Linked DNA regions of Mus musculus: region 2 is linked to region 1. Evidence: chromatin loops called from intact Hi-C (ENCODE). Cell type or tissue: gastrocnemius. All regions are shown on one strand. Each heading gives the region's core, and the rest is flanking DNA. Links, peaks and the distances in the headings are about the cores only.

Region 1 (8,336 bases), core at 69-8,068:
TCGCATGATCCCTTCGCAGCTTGTCCCAACAGACTCCAAACTCATCCTCGCTCACCCACAAGTATGCATTCATTAGAGACGTGAATGGTATTCCTTGCGAAGACAAAGCAAGATGCTGTTCTCAGGAAACAAGAACCCAGACTCAACTCTGAAATGATACCCGGGGCCGTGAGAAGCAGTTGGTAGAGCACTGGTCCAGCGTGCACAAAGCCACGGGTTTGAGGCTCAGCTCTACATTTACTGAGTATGATGGTACACATCTCTAATCTCAGCACTCAGGACATGGGGGCAGACAGAGCAGAAGCACAAGGCTACACGGTGAGTTCAAGGCCAGCCTGGGATTTTTTTTCAATTTTTTTATTAGATATTTTCTTCATTTACTTTACAAATGCTTTCCCGAAAGTCCCCTAAACCGCCCCCCTGCTCCCCCAGCCTGGGATTTTATGAGACCCTGTCCCTTTATAACTCTCAAAGTGACTGTCACTTTGGGAGTTTCCACAATGAAAGCAGAAGACAAAGCAAGCATTGCCTATCCACCTCCGCATGCCCCTTCCTCATTCTTGAGGGACCTCAGACTTGCTCCCGGGGCAGAGAGCACCAACCAGAGATCACGGTGGACCTGGATCTGCTCCTCCCGGTGACACTGGAGTGACCCCTCCCCCACATACTGTTTCCCCTCTGCAAAAACCCAATTACTATTAATCCCAACACTGCAGAAAGCAAAAGAGCTGTGTTTGCAGCTTCCTGGTAGAGCCCTTGCCTAACACCCTGGGTTGGATCAATTAAAAATCAGTCGTTGACCTCTTTCACACGGATCCAGTTCAAATCAGCCCCTGCTTCCCAGTGGGGAACTCCCTTGCTGTCCTGCTGTCCCTGTTAGAATCAGAGGCACACACCCAGACTGGACTCAACCCCTCTTGGTTCTCACCTCCCGGCTGCCTCCTCTATTCAAATCATGGGGCTGGATGTAGCACATGGTTTACTTAGGAGACAATGCCTCATCCCACAGAGGGGAGAGTCCATGTCCAGCTTTTTATGGAGCCTTTGGAAGCCGCTATATACCTGTTCTTCAAACACTCGGGTTCCCCGTCCCACCCTGAGCCATTTATCTACACACATCTGCAGCTGGAAGCCTCCTGGAAGGGCTCATGGACCTAATTCCGAATATCCCACTGCCCCAGAACAGGTTAAACTCCTGGCTTCATGCTGCCACCATCAGGGTTAACTTGCTTCTGGTAAAACACCTCAGTGGGTCACTCTGCTGAGGACCACAGTGCACCTGCCTCTGACAACCTGGACAAACTAACTTCTACCCACCTGCTGTATAATAACCACCACTGCCATCTCGGCCAATATGACCTCCCAGGTGTCCCATACAAATGTGAAAGAATCTATCCCAGGTGGACAGGGGTTGCCTTTGGTCTGTTGTACTCTGGCTACTGCTCCAAGCTTACTTCCAGTCTGTGGTCAATGCCAGGCCTCTGCTGGCCTTGCAAAAGACACGTTCCTGTAGTCTGAAGGTCTGGCCCTTAGGCCTGAAGGGAGGAGCATCTATTCCATCTAACCCCAAAGAAGGCAGACCTGGCGCCCCTGCCCATACAAAGTCACCGAGGCATCACACATTGAACCTGCAGTGAGCTATGTGTTACCTGTTTTAAAGTACCTACCTAAGAGGGGCGGCCAAAGGCATGCCTTCCTTTTCTGCTTCCATCTTGGGGTATGAGGTCTCCTGCTAAGGTGTTCTCTGCCTCTTCCAAAGCATGGCCGCCCCTCCTCTCCCACCTGACCTCAAGTGTAGCTGAAGATGTCCGAGGCAGCAGTGACAGAGAGAGGCATAGCAGCGTGCTGTCACCCAGGGCAGCCTATGGACACCCCTTAATCTTTTAGGGGCCTCAACTCCAAGCCAAGGTTCCATGCTACTGTCTTCACCCATGAATAGGATTCCAGTGGCTTTGAATCTGCTGTCTGTAGAGGATGTCTGGGAAACCTGACAGGGCTCAGCTGAGAGGGCCCAAGATCACAGAATTACAGAGAGGTAGGATATCTCAGTCTAGTGACTTCCAAAACACACCCAGGGGGAGAGGCCCTGCCCAGGCCGCCAACATTCAGACCCAGAACCTACCTTATTGCTACCTTATCAGTACCTGAAGATGTCTCTGTACCAAAGATCGCTTGTGTTGGCAACCTTCATGGTAAATACTGATTGTGTTGGAATTGTGTGTCCAGCTGGAGAGGGATCCCCCAGTGGATTTTATCCCTACAAGTATCCCTACAGGTTTTCACATCTTTCTGTCCTGCATCATGGGCACCTTGGGTCTCTCAGGAGTAAAGGTGGCTGGACTTCCTGATGGCCTCTGTCTGTCCGCACCTGCTATTCCTGCAGGCTCACCTCAGTTCCCCTGTTGTTTATCTCTGTCTCAGGGACTGATTCCCTTCTGTGAAGTTCTCTTTCAGACTGGAAAGCCACCCAGAATCCACTCCAGCCCCACTGCCCTTCCCTCCCCGAGGTCAGATTGCACTTTTGAGAATATTGTGGGTCATCTTTCTACTGTCTGATACAGGATTAATCCCTGTCTCCGGTTTACAACGGTCCCTCTCCAATCCCAGCCCATGCCTGTACAAGAACAATGTCAAGTCTGCCCATAACTTAAGTTTTTAAGGATTCCATCCCACACTGATCCGTGTGTGGATAATTATCAGCAGGGCCACAGGAAGGCTGTTGTCTTTTTGCCCCACACCAGGGGCTAGCAGGTCCCGGTCTCAGCCCACATAGGTATTTTGCCTGGCTGCCTCTATCTACCTCTAGGGAAGCTCTCTAGGAAGAGGCCTGTTAATAATTTACCCAGGATGCACTGCAGACCGGCAGGTGGCTGTAAGCGGCAACAAATGTCAGCCATGTGCCCTGAAGGCACAACTGCCTGCCAGGCAGAACTCCCTACCAAACAGCACGGACCTGGGGCCAGTCCACAGGAGTGTGCATGTGAGAGTTCTAACTTCCTGGCTGATGCTCATGGGGCATACTTTGCTCCCAAGGCTGTCCTCCAGCTCAGTAGGCCCGGGAATGTCTCTTAAGTCCTGTCATCCTGTCCTTTTCAGTTCTTTCCTTAGGCAGAGCCCTCTCTAAGTAGTAACAGCATCCTTCTTCCAGCTTTGCACTCATTTCAGAAACGGACACTAGGGGGCAGTCATCAGACATAGCACAGGCCACAGCTGGAGTCCTTTCTTTTTTGACTAGGGCACCGGGGTGACAACACTGAACATGAGCCCTTTACCACAGCCAGTAGGTTCTGTTGCCTGTTGCTGGCAGTCTTGATTCAAGCCAGGCTGGGAGAGAGCTTCCCACTCACGGGTCCCATCCCAGGCTCAGGGTTCACAGCCGCAGAGGGGAGTTAAGTGGGTTTAGGCAAACACACACAACTTGATTTCCACGTTGTCTTCTTCTGGCTCCTATGGGATGCAGCAAAAGAATGGTGTCTGGTTTCAGGGCCATAAAATGGTCCAGCTTAGGCTAACCCTGAGGAGGTAGGCAGGTTGTTTACTGAGGAGCCTCTTGGGCATTCTCTGAGGATGTCACTGGTAATCCACCTTCCCACACAGACGCAATGGCCCAGGACAGTGCTGCGGACATTGAGGGCCAGAACATTCAAGAATAGGACACAAGTCCTACAGAATGGCAAGTTAAAGAGAGACCTCCAATGAGGTTCAAAGGCAGCCTAGTGACATAGCCACTGGGTGACTGACTGCCTCCAGTCTGGTAGTTAGGACTTTCAGAAGCAGAGGACACTTGTGGAGAGAACAGTTAAGGATCCTACGACTGGGAATGGGGGTGAGGGTGGGGTATGGAAATGGCCCCTGAGGAGAGGGACCATGGCCAAATGATTCAAGGCTATGATCCCATATACATCATATACATACACAGGCCTAAGTCTCTAAAGGCAGAACTCTCCACAGGGTGACCAGGTTCTAATTATCATGCAGTCCCTGGGATGTCACCCTTGGTCCCCACTTCACTGCCTGCTCCTCAGACTGGAAAGTGCTGTCCCATTGAAGTCTGGCCAAGTTGGAAACATTCTCAAACCTCAGGCCCAGGTCACAGAAGCAGAGCGTGCTGACGGAGATGTGCGTTCGTGGCTATAGGAACACATGTCCTGTTTGCGGGTGTGGAGTGCCACTGTTGTGAATATATGTGCTGTGGGGCTGTGGGTATGTGTGCATACCTGATGTATGTGCAGGTAGTGAGTGGACCTGTCAGGGCTGTGACTGCCTGTGATGTGTATGTGCACGTGTGAGCTGTGTGTGCCTACAGGGTATAGTCACGGTCGTGAGTGAGTGGGTATATGTGTGGGGGTAAATTATGAGAGAGTGTACCTGCGAGTGTCTTCATGTACATGCGGCTGGCATGTGAGTATGTAGGCAGCAGCATATGAAAATAGGTACAGGCAAGGCTTCTGAGTTGGTAGTCTGGATGGGCTGCTGGTGTCATCGAATGCAGGCTGAAGATCCAGCCTGTGCACACCCAAGTGCAAGACAGGTGTGTCTTGCTTGTTGTCAAGCTGTGTCTTCTTCTTGTCCCTTTCCTCTGCTTCCTGCTGGAGTCAACACATCTGCTCCACAGAACCAGCAGCTCAGCTCCCTGTAACAAGACACACCTTCCTCCCCAGGACTTTGCAGAGCCACAGGAGAACCTGGCCTTATATGAGGGCCAAGGCTCAGGTCTGATGAGACAAAGCCAACACACACATACACATCATACACATATACATACAAATCACACATATACACATCACACATTCACATCATACACACACATACACATCATACACACACATACACATCATACATGCACACACATACACACACATATCCATCATACACATACATACCATACTCATCATTTACATACATGAACACATCATATACACATGTACACATTATACATACCCACATCATACACAAACACATACTCATCCACATACAAATACGCATCACACACACATCATAAGCACACACATACACACCCACATCTCTGAAAACCATGCCCACATACATGCACTCATACACTGCATACTCTTCTACCCACTCACATGCATGTTACACACAGACATCTCAGACATATGTTCATATTCCATGTACCATACACACACAGGACCACAGCACACACACACATGCCACTCCTCAATGTGATACCGAAGCTCCAAGGCCTTTCCTCATCTCCTCCTTGCTGGTCAATAAGATGCCTCCTCTGCCTTCAAGGAGGTAAGACAACACTACGGCTGGACTACCAATTTATGTCCAGCATCCAGCAGGGCAGGTTGCTTTTTGTTTATGGCACTACAGTACCCACCATGGGCCATAGACCCAAGGAAGGGATAAGGTTGCTGGGGTCACTGGTCTCACACCTCTGCCACAGGACAAACTCATTGTGGCCTGCCTACACATCACTGTGCACACATCCATTGGTTGGCTTTATATGTCACTCCTGATGGGCAGTGGAAGTATAAGCTCCACAAGGTCCTACAGGTGACACCATAATCACCACTCAGAGGGGCAGATGGTGTTAGGGGTTTCTCCAGCCAGAGGACAAGTGCATCCTGAATGTCCCAGAAAGTCATGTCCAAAGCTAGCATCTCTGTGGTCCAGGTCTTGCCTAAGAGACTTGCTACAAAGAAGATGAAGCCAGAAAGTTTAAGAGAGTGTACATGGAAGCGTACATGCATGCATGTCCGTGTGTTTGTGTGTGTGTGTGTGTGTGTGTGTGTGTGTGTGTGAGAGAGAGAGAGAGAGAGAGAGAGAGAGAGAGAGAGAGAGAGAGAGAGAGAGAGAGGAGAGAGCATTGCCAGGGAAACCAAGGCTTAAGTTCCTTTTAAACCATTGTCACCTTTGGTTTAGTTTGGTTTTTTTCTTTCGAGTCTCAGGTAGCCCAGGCTGGCCTTGAACATATAATCCTCTTGTCTTCATCTCTGGATTTGCTGGTATCACATTTACATGACCACACCCAGTTCCTGTGGTGCTGGGATGGGGATGGAACCTCTTGGATGCAGATGTCACACTGACTGGACTGTACCCTCAACCCCAGCAAGTTGTGATCCAATGCAAGCCCCTACCACTGAGTTAACCTCTGCATCACACCCTTGGACCACTAATCTCTTCAGTTATAATGGTTCTGCTGAGCCGGGAAGCACAGGCTTGCAATTGCAGCTACCTGATAGGCTGGAGCAGGAGGATGGTGAGTTCAAGGTCTGCCTGGGAAACTTAGTAAGCCCTGATCTCAAAAAGATAAAATGTAAGAAGATGCCCAGTGACAGAGCTTCTGTCAAGGACATGAGAGGCTCTGGGTTCAATCCCCACTATATTAGATGGCTTAGAGACCCTGCTATCCTCAAAGGCCTGTGGGAGTTCATTTGGGGCACCCCTGGCTGCACCTGATTCTGGTGCCACCAACCTAGCTCCATGACCAGTTAGAAAGGAATCCCAGCTCACATGACCTGTTCGATGTCTACAAGGACATCTTTGATGACATCTTTGATGACATCTATGATGCAGCTCAAGATTTCTACCTGTCACAGCTTTCATTCCTCAGCAGCGAGCAGTTTCCACACAGCTAGGGAGATGCAGAGAAAGCTTTCCTAGACCTTTCCTTGGCTATTGCTACTGTTTTTTATGTGCTTACATACATGCAGTGTGTGTGTGTGTGTGTGTGTGTGTGTGTGTGTGTGTGTGTGTGTGTGCGTGCGTGCGTGCATGCGTGCGTGCGTGCGTGCGCGCACGCGCGCGCACGCACATGCACATGTGTATACATTTATGTTACCATATGAGGAGCTCTCGAGTGTCTGTGTGCCTCTGTGTGGAGGCCAGAGGTTGACATCAGGCATCTTCAAAGGCTGCTCTCCATTTTATGAGGCAGGATCTCTCACTGAGCCCACAGTTTGCTGATGAGACTGGGGTAGCCAGCCTGTGCATGCCTTGTAAACTCTGGATGACGGGGTGGCAAGCCCACCCTGCTTCCCTGGGATCAGGGACTCTCCATTCCAGGACTCCAGCCTGCTTAGCAAACACATTGTCCACCAAGTCATCAGCCCAGCCCTGTCCATCCTTGTGTCCTGTTTTCTATATTGTTCCCTTAATTGTTGATTTGGAGTGGGCCACATTTGCAGTGTATGAATGCAGGTGATTTAATTTATTTTTTTTTAACTTTGAGAGAGTTTCAAACTAGTGCCAAGCTCTCTTGTCCATGAGTCCTTCCATCTGAGTCCTGCGTTTCCCACATTTCCATTAGCAGAGAGGTCTACTTAGTCTGAAACTCTCTTGTGAACTAGTCCAGAGAAAAGACGCTCTTACATGTGCAGCAGTTTTCACTAGTGTATCACTGTGGTTGTCCTGCTTTCTCGTTAGCTGGTGTTAATCTGCCCCTGGGCCTCATTTAGAAATTAAACTTTATCATATGTATTTAGAGGAATATCAGTGTACGGAGGCCTCAGCACTTTCCCTGGTCTTGAGCTTTTGCTAGGGTCCTATAATAGATTCCATGGATAAGAAGAACCACAATGTCCTCCCAGCCCCTCCTCCCCTAACCATAGGACAGTAGCATCGACAACTCTACAGCAGCCACCGCACTCTGGTTTTAGCAGGATTCCCACTAATGGTCTTCTGTGCCTGGATCCCAGGGGCTGGGACCATCATGCCCTGTGTCCACAGGCTCCTGTATCTTCATCCCCTCGACTTTGGCAGAGAACCAGGCAGCTAATCCTCAGCCTGGCCTGAGGTTAGGTTTGTCTGGTATTTTCCTGATTGGATTAGATTGTGGGGCCTGACACAGTATCTGTATTTCCTCTGCTCCAGGCATGGATCTACTTCCCAATATGTCTTCATTTTGCTTGTGGAACATGACTTTTTAAAATATTGCATCAAGGGCTAGAGAGATGACTTAGTGGTTAAGAGCACCAACTGCTCTTCCAGAGGTCTGGAGTTCAATTCAGCAACCACATGGAGGCTCACAACCATCTGTAATGGGATCCAATACCCTCTTCTGGTATGTCTGAAGACAGCTACAGTGTACTTATATACATAAAATAAATAAATCTTTTTTTTTCCATTTTTTATTAGGTATTTAACTCATTTACATTTCCAATGCTATACCAAAAGTCCCCCATATCCACCCACCCCCACTCCCCTGCCCACCCACTCCCCCTTTTTGGCCCTGGTGTTCCCCTGTACTGGGGCATATAAAGTTTGCAAGTCCAATGGGCCTCTCTTTCCAGTGATGGCCGACTAGGCCATCTTTTGATATATATGCAGCTAGAGTCAAGAGCTCCGGGGTACTGGTTAGTTCATAATGT
Region 2 (8,336 bases), core at 187-8,186, 380 kb after region 1:
GTCATGCCATCTACAAAGAGAAATAGTTATTTTAAATCATTTTTGCTTATTGTGGGTGGGGCCTGGTGCTGTTCTTGTGAACCAATTCCCTAATGAATAAAGGAGCCAATCACTGGGTGAGTGGGAGGGACTTCTGGGTAGGCCAGGAGAGGAAGCAGGAGAGAGATCTTTTTAGAATGGGGATAGCATAAGGGCAAGATGTATGTAGCTGCTTGAGTTTCCCCTGTATCATGCTGGATCTCTCAGGATTTGTCACCGAAGGAATCTGATTTAATAGGGCTTACAAGATAAGGTTTTAGTTGCTGTGTCCAGAGATTGAGTTATCATTGTTGCTGAACTGAGTCTGTGTGACGTTTTCCTTCACATGGCAATTCGACTGGGTTCAAGAGAGAAAGGTACAGTGGTAAAATGTGGGTTTGCCAGATGTGCACCACAAAGGCTGTGGGGGATTTGAAGCACAGGGTTTTCGTGGTAGCGACCCACTAGTGGGAACCTAGAGAGCTTATTGGAGAGATTGTAGCGTTCTGAGTCAGAGTCTCCCCAAGATAAAAACATGTCAGTCATTGCCCACCCATGGCCAGCAAGTGACCAAAGAATTTTTCTTCTCTGCATCCCCAGAGGGTCTGGAGCCCTGACAGTGCATTACTACAGCAGTGAGCGGGATCCTTGGCTTACCCCCTCCTGCCTCCCCACCCCCAACCACAGAACTCAGCTGTCAGAACTTTCAACCATTCTATGTGGTTCTGGCGGCCGGGTCTTGCTCCTGTTGCTCACGAAGCGGAAGATGCCCCTCCTTCTACTCCTAGTTTCCCAAGAGAACTCCCGAATCCTTTGCGACTGCTAAGCTTCTTCAAAGCCTTCTTCGCTTGATGCGATCATGTGATTTCTTGTCTTTGAGCTACTTGGTTCGTTAGGCGAATCACCTTTGTTATCAAGCCGGCCTTGCACAGCTGGAACGGGGATGTGATGTTTATTTCATTTTATATATTGTAGGATTCTGTTCACTAACAATCTCATTAAGGATTTTTGCATCTTCAGGAGATGTGCTTGTGTGCATACAGTCTGGTGTGTGCAACGTGTCTATTTGTGTGTGTGTGTGTGTGTGTTTGCGCGCGCACACACGCGCGCGCGCATGTGCATTCAGGTATGTAGACGCGTACACGTGTACCATGACACATATGTGGTGGTCAGAGGACAAATCCAAGCATCAATCCTCCCCTTCTACCTTGTCCCAGGTGGAGTTCTTCTTGGTTTTCTGCTATAGACTGCTAATATCTTTGACCTTATGTGGGTTCTCAGGGCTTCCTCTGGCAATTCTGTCATGGCCTGTGGACTCTCTGCAAGCGAGAGAGTACACACACACACACACACACACACACACACACACACACACACAGGAGAGACGGGGGGGAGGGCAGGGAGAGAGAAGGGGAGAGAATTTAAAATAATAAAAATAAGCTTTAAAATCACTGAGGCTCACTTTATGGCTCAGAGTCTGATCTCGTTGGATGTGTTCTCTGTCTCTAAAAAGAAGCTGTGTCCTGCTGCTGAGGAGGGGTTGGGCAAGCATCAGTTGGACCCTGGTGGACACTGGCAGCCAATTCTTCTGTCTTCCCTATTTATCTGCCTGGTGCTTGCTCTTTCATTTGCAGAAAGGAATGTCAAAGCTAAGACTGTAAATGTAAGAATTACCTATCTGTCATTTCCATTTCTTTCTTTTTTTAACACTGGCATTTCTTTTATTGCTTGACATTTGCATAAGAGAAAAGTCCTCTCATTGAGGCGTCACGTAATCACTGATAAGCAGATTTTCGCTGTACATCAGATAGGCGCGACATTCTCAAATTGAGGAAACTATTTACCAAAAGCACATAAAAGTTTCACATGGTGTGCTTTTAAATACGGTTTATATTTGTAGCTTCACGTCGTTAAAACGCACTTCAAGTGTACCACTGGGGAGTTGATCTTTATAAACCAAGATGGGTTGATGCACATTATAAACTGGTACACTATCTGGATGGAATTAGAAAGCTAAGACCTGTGATATTCAAACTTACACAAATCAGCTTGCAATTCCCCCTCAGGTAGCTACATTAATCTAAAAAAAAAAAAATCTATTATGAAACCAACAAAAATCTACTGAATTCAAATTATTCATGTTGCAGGTGGATCTCTGAGGCCTGGATGTGAGTGTGCCTGACCACTGCTAATTCATGTACTGTGACATCCTTCTCCATGGCCTTCTCCATGGCCGTCTCTTCTACACATTGCATATGAACGTTTCCAGAGGCTGGACATTCAACAACTTTAGTGATACCCTGCCCTTTTCTCTTGCCTAGATTTGTGGTCCTGGTTCTATAAGAAAGCAGGCTAAGCAAGCTATGGGAAGCAAACCAGTAAGCAGCACCCTCCATGGCTTCTGCATCAGCTCCTGCCTCCAGAGTTTCTACTCTGCTTCAGTTCCTGTCCTGACTCCCTCTGAAGATGGGCTTTGATCCGGAAGTGTCCGGTAAATAGACCCTTTCCTCCCCGACTTGCTTTTTGGCTACAGTATTTCATCAAAGCAAAAAAACAAAAAAACAAAAACAAAAAAAAAAAAAACTTGACTAAGATGCAAACAGAGCAAACTAGAGCTTCCTGGTGGCAGGGAGTGTCAGTGTTTGCATTTCAGTGACATTAATCCAGCAACTTACTTGACAGAGAATTACTCATTTCAAGTGCTCCCAGGAGGAATGCTTTCTTTCCACTTGCTCCTCCTGTGAGAGCAGGAAGGAGGAGCGGGTGGCGGTGTTAAACTCAAAGTCATGACTGGGATGGCAGAAAGAACATTTTTGGATAGATGCCAGGATGGAGAATTTCTGGTCTGGAGAGCCATTTTTATTTGAGAGAATATGACGTAAGTATGAGAAATTGGAAAAGAAAGACTTGTTTAATGTCAACGTGTGATTTCCAGATTCAGTGAAAAGTGCTTTAAAAAGAGCAAGCACCCTCGTCTCCACAATATCGAAAAGCTGCGGGTGAGGCCTCCTCAACTCCAACTCACCCACATGGTGTGGTCCATCACAGGAACAGCAAGGCAGCCTGGTCTGGGTGTTAGCTCACACTTCATTTCCCATGCACCGGTTGCATGGCCTAGCATAACAATGCCCAAGTCCACTTCTTTTCATTGGTAATAACTTGTAAACACTCCCGGGTCCATTCCTGTTATCCTTATTAGAAACCTGAAGGGAGCTGACTGGTCAGAGGCCAAGGTACCCTCATAGTTCACATGGCCAGAGACAGTGTCCGTCCTCTAGAAGAGGACACTGTATGTATGGACACTTACTGGTGGACCTAGTTAGCTGAATTCCATGGGGTGATGGTGAGGATTGAGTGCAGTTGGTAGATTGGTCGTCTAGTGTGCACCAAGCCCTGGCTCTGATGCCCAGCGCTGCATGAATAGGACATGCTGGTGCACACCTATAGTGCCATCACTTGGGACGTAGAGGCAGGTGGCTCAGAGATTGAAGGTCATCTTTGGCTACAGAGCGAGTTCAAAGCCAGCCTGGAACATAGGAGATCCTGCCTCCAAAAACAATTTTTAAGTTATAAAAAGGTAAATTGGTAAATAATTAAACTATGACATGTAAGTCTCTACCTGCTCCTGGAAATAAAAAACAAAAACAAAACCACCCACGCCTCCTACTCAAGTCTAATGAGGCCAGGAAGATCCTGTGTAACAGAAACTGAATTCGGTCCACATAGCCCAAGGGTTACATCAGAAAGCACATCTTAAATTTTAATCCATCAACATCAATTCAGTAAATGCTTTCTACATATGGACTGGTAAAAAGCTCTCCCTTCAGCGTGCTAAAGGGGTAGGTGTGTAGAGTGAGACAAAGCATCTTGAGGGTCCCCAAGAGAAAGGAACGCCAGGCACTGTCTCTAGAAAAGTCATGGTTAGAAGTCATCAGAGACAGACTGCATCCAGGGTAAGTCTTTTAGCTAACTGGGGCTTAACAGTATCAGCGTCATTTAGACGGTGTGGTAACTGAGTTATAAATACCTATGGTCTCACTTGAGAGTCATTGCAAATTGAAAGGAAAGATAGCAGCCCCGAATACTTGACAAAGATTCCATAGTCAGAGGCCACTAACTTCATGCCTAACAAGCCAGTCATAAAATTACGCCTTGATGTTTATTTCTTCATCATACAAATGACAACTTGTGACTCTTGTTACCATCGGAATCAACGTAATTCAGTTTGCAGTGTTTGTCTCCTTCAGTCGTCTGTTTTGACCTCTGTTCACCTCTGGCAAGCACGTGGATTTAATGAAAAAGAGACTCTGTTGGTCCCTTTGGTATTTCTTAATTTCCTACAAATGACTAATTTAGGTTCAGTGATGCCAGTTGTGTGTGTGTGTGTTCGCGCGCGCACGTGTGTAAGGTACATCATCATTAGACATCCTAGAAGCTCAGGTTTCCTGGGTCAGATGATTAGGAAAGAGATCTGTCGCCCCTTCAGCTTTGGGTTTCCCCCACTTGCTACAGAATCCTACAGGTAGGAAGGAGAGTTTAAAATCTCCCTCTGCTGGCCTCTATGTGAAATCCAGCAGCTCGAATCCTGTTCACTTCCGTGTTGGATCGCATCTGGTTCGTGTTAAGTCCTTTCCGTTGCCGTGACAAATCCCCGAGGCGAACCAACTTAGAAGAGGGACAGCTTATTTTGCCTCATGGTTTCCGAGGCTTCTGTCATGGCTGGCTCAGTCATTTGCAAAGGCCATAGTGAGTCCGACCAGCACGTTGGGAGTGTGTGGTAGGACATAGCTGCTCACCAGGAAGTAAACAAGGTGGGAACAAACTATCTCTTCTAAGGGTATGGCCTCAGTAGCCTGCAGCCTCCCACTGTGGTGTACCTCCTGAGTTTGAAACATCTCTTCATAATCTCGTTAAGCTCCGACTCCATCAGTAAATTAATCTATGCATGAGATCGGAGCCCTCGACTCTGTCACCTTGGTGTTCACCTCTGGACACTGCTGCAGTGGGGGGATACAAGACACATGAGCATTGGGGGTATTTTTAGGTCTCAGAGCATCACGTCGTTTCAATGGATGTTTTCTGCTGGCGGCTCTTTAAGGTGACAGACATAAGTAACAGAAGGGACACCTTCTGGGGGCTCCATTCCCACACACTCTCAGCGGTAGGTCATTACCCACCCCTATCTAGCACCACCCCACCTCCAAACCTCCACAGGAGGAGACCTGACCATAGGCAGGGCCATCCACACCTGAGACTCCTCAGGTCACAACATGCCATGCCAGAGCAGGGCCCCTGCTTTTGTTTATTTTGCTTTTGTGGATGACAAAAGGGAGAGAAGTATTAGCAACAGAGAATTCCCACAGAGACTCCTGTTCTCTGTTCTTTCGGGGCTTCCCCTGGGCTCTGGGGCTAGCCTGCGACTCTAGTGGAGGTAGCCTCTACACTGCTGGCTGCTTGGTTTTTTGTTTGTTTGTTTTGTTTTGTTTTAACTTAGCTAGCCTGTTCATATAAATACTGTACATTGTACATACCCTCCTTATTGTCCTTTGTCCCTCCCAGGAGACCCTCTGTTGACCTGGAGAGTTTCACATCCTCATTGTACTGTGACTAGCACTGCAGGGAATACTGTGTACTCCGTGGTACTGTCTTCCTGTTTCTTTAGAAGAGGCTTTGCTCTCTGGGCCCTGTTTCTGCCTCTTGCGAGCGGTCCAATGTTCCCTCCCGCACGAGGATGCTTAGCATTCAGGAGGCAAAGTCAGTCTTGTACGGTTAGGGGCACACATTCCGTCCCTGTGGTGGACCTTGTCTGTTGACCTTCACACACCTGTATCAGGCTTGGAAATTGCTGGTCAGCCTTTAGTTTCTTTTTCGGCACTTTTCTTCATTCCAAATCCACAGATGGGGAGTCTGGCTCAATGAACCCACCTGGGTGGATCCTGAGAACAGATAAGGACACTCACTGGACATAAAGTAAATACAACCGGACAGTGGCGAGGACTCTAGCGCCACCTGCTGCTCACACACGTACTCGCAGGGGACTGGAGAAGCCCGGAACACCATGGACATGCAGAAAATGACCCTTTAAAGAGAAGAGATCAGTATGGCTAGGAGGGAGTTTGTCCTCTTACTAAATACATGTAAATATGCATATGTACCTATGTAGGTTTTATAAATAATATATAGTTTGTAAATATAGGTGTTTATGCAAAGAAATATATTTGTTTAACTTGTTTTATGCAGAGAGGGTTTGCATCTCCATTCCGCCCCATAAACTCTAAACTCTTAAAGCATGGCCTGGCAGTGGTGGTGCACACCTTTAATCCCAGCACTTAGGAGGCAGAGGCAGGTGGATTTCTGAGTTTGAGGCCAGCCTTATCTACATAGTGGGTTCCAGGACAGCCAGGGCTACACAGAGAAGCCCTGTCTCGAAAAGCCAAAACCAAAACCAAAATAATCTCTTAAAGTATGGCTCCTCTGCTTGTCAGGAGAGCAACACCACTCATCTACAGCAGCTGTTTTAATGGCTGAGAAAGAGGCATTCATACAATGTTTACCTCAGCGCCTGAGCGCATTAGCTCGTTTCCCATTGCTGAGAAAGTACCCAGGATGGTCACTTCAGCAGTAGCTAGCTGGCCAAGGGTTCTTCTCTTCCATGTGAACAAAAATTAGGTAAAAAAGCAGATCTTTTAAACTTTGTCTGCCGACCTTCCCAGCCCCCAGCATCTGACCCCAGTGAGCAGCAGCAGGCAGGCAGGAATAGCATCGAGTGGTGCCCTGGAACACGGCAGCCCCTGTGCAGGTCCTGAGTTCCAGAACCCTTGGCCCTTGACGGGGGCCATCGTTACAGCTCTGGCACTGAGACCCTTGCTGGAAATCTTCTGCAGACCTGGACCTGTTCATCATCTACTGATACTTCAGACCCCTGTCCTAGATACAACTGTTACATCGGCTTGCAAACTGCTAACAGCCAGCTGGGCAGCTGAGGGAGGGAACTATCCAAAGGAGGATCAGCCCCACAGCAAGTCCTCCCAGGGAAGAGACCAGAAGACTGGGGAGCCTATTAAAAGTCTGGCCCAGAGTCTTCAGGTGGCCTTCCACCTGGGGGGGGAGGGCGGGGAGGATGGGGTGGGCGCGGTCCTTGCAATTCCTTTGATGGGAGTTGCCTGTTCCAATAAAGTCGGTCCTTTTTTGTTCTTTGTTCTCTCTCTGGCTGGTGCCTCTCTCTTCCCTGTCAATCTGTCCCTCTTGCTATCCACCAGGGACCTTCATGATCTCTGCTGCTTTTACTCTGGGGCTGTATTTGTGTCCCTCACCTCGTTTCTGTCACCCTTTTCCACTACAGAAAATGACCCTTTAAAAAGTCATGGTGATGAATATGGCTAGGAGGGAATTTATCTTCTTACTGAATACGTGAAAATATGTATATGAACATATGTAAGTTTTAGCAGTAATTATAGTTTGCTATAATATATGTGTTTATACAAATATATGTGTGTGTTTAAGTATATTTTAGTATAGAGAAGGTCTGCTTCTCCATCCTGCCCCATAAACTCTAAACTCTTAAAGCATGGCTCCTTTCGCTGTCTGAGTGGGCCTTCCAGGAAGTTCAATTATTTTTCCATCCAGCTAATGGATTGAGCTCAGAAGGACCCTTAGCTGGCCACCCCTTGCCTAAACCCCTCTAGCAATTGGCCACTCCTAGTCTCAGCATCCCTGCCTCTATTTGGATAGCAAATGGGAGTTCTGCACTTGAGGGACATACAGGAGCTTGGACAATAGACACCACTGGGATCACTCAGGTGGACAGGTGCATCCTCCTCCTGGGAGTGAGATCTGCCGGGTGGATGGGATTGCTAGGTAGGATCCAGGAGCAGGGCTAAGGATGACGTCTCCATGGGTTACAGTGTCTACAAGCACCATGTTAGATCCCCAGTACCCACATAGAAGCTTGATGAGATGGCGTATATCTATAACCCCAGAACTTTGGGGTCAGGGCATAGAGCAGACACTGGGCTCCTCTGCTAGTTACTGGGTCAGCCTTTACTATGGGAGGTAGTAGGGGTAGGGGCTAGCTAGACCTGGCATGAAGTGCCAGGACATGCAGTATGGGAGAGCATCTTCTTTTGAGTGGGTCTGAGCAGGACGAACAGAAGCCACATGTGTGGCTAATCACAGATCTTTGTTTTAAGCTAATCAGCCAAAACGGCTGAGGTTTTGGGCCAATCACAGCCTTGCCTGTGGTCATGGTAGTCCATTAACTAGAGTGTATGCTTCCCATTGGGTTACTTCGGTTCATGATTGCAGAGAGCCTGGCATAA

What was found. Hi-C counts contacts between places; a loop is a spot of excess contacts. Peaks named below come from ENCODE experiments on the same cell type or tissue, not always from the same donor. Only the 100,000 strongest peaks of a DNase experiment are listed, where the experiment ranks them.
Region 2: it touches region 1 in a loop (7-fold over the local background); 24 of 42 quality-filtered maps call a loop at or near these places.

What each region holds. Positions count from the first base shown.
Region 1 is chr13:52,708,975-52,717,310 of GRCm38, forward strand. No RefSeq gene overlaps it. Among named protein-coding and RNA genes, the nearest start is that of BB123696, 44 kb to the right of the region's middle. In gastrocnemius, for the core only: a CTCF peak has its summit at 3,178 (motif pointing right); a DNase peak (open chromatin) is centred at 3,185; H3K27ac peaks cover 723 bases.
Region 2 is chr13:53,090,818-53,099,153 of GRCm38, forward strand. No RefSeq gene overlaps it. Among named protein-coding and RNA genes, the nearest start is that of Gm52058, 75 kb to the right of the region's middle. In gastrocnemius, for the core only: a CTCF peak has its summit at 4,575 (motif pointing left); a DNase peak (open chromatin) is centred at 6,020; H3K27ac peaks cover 855 bases.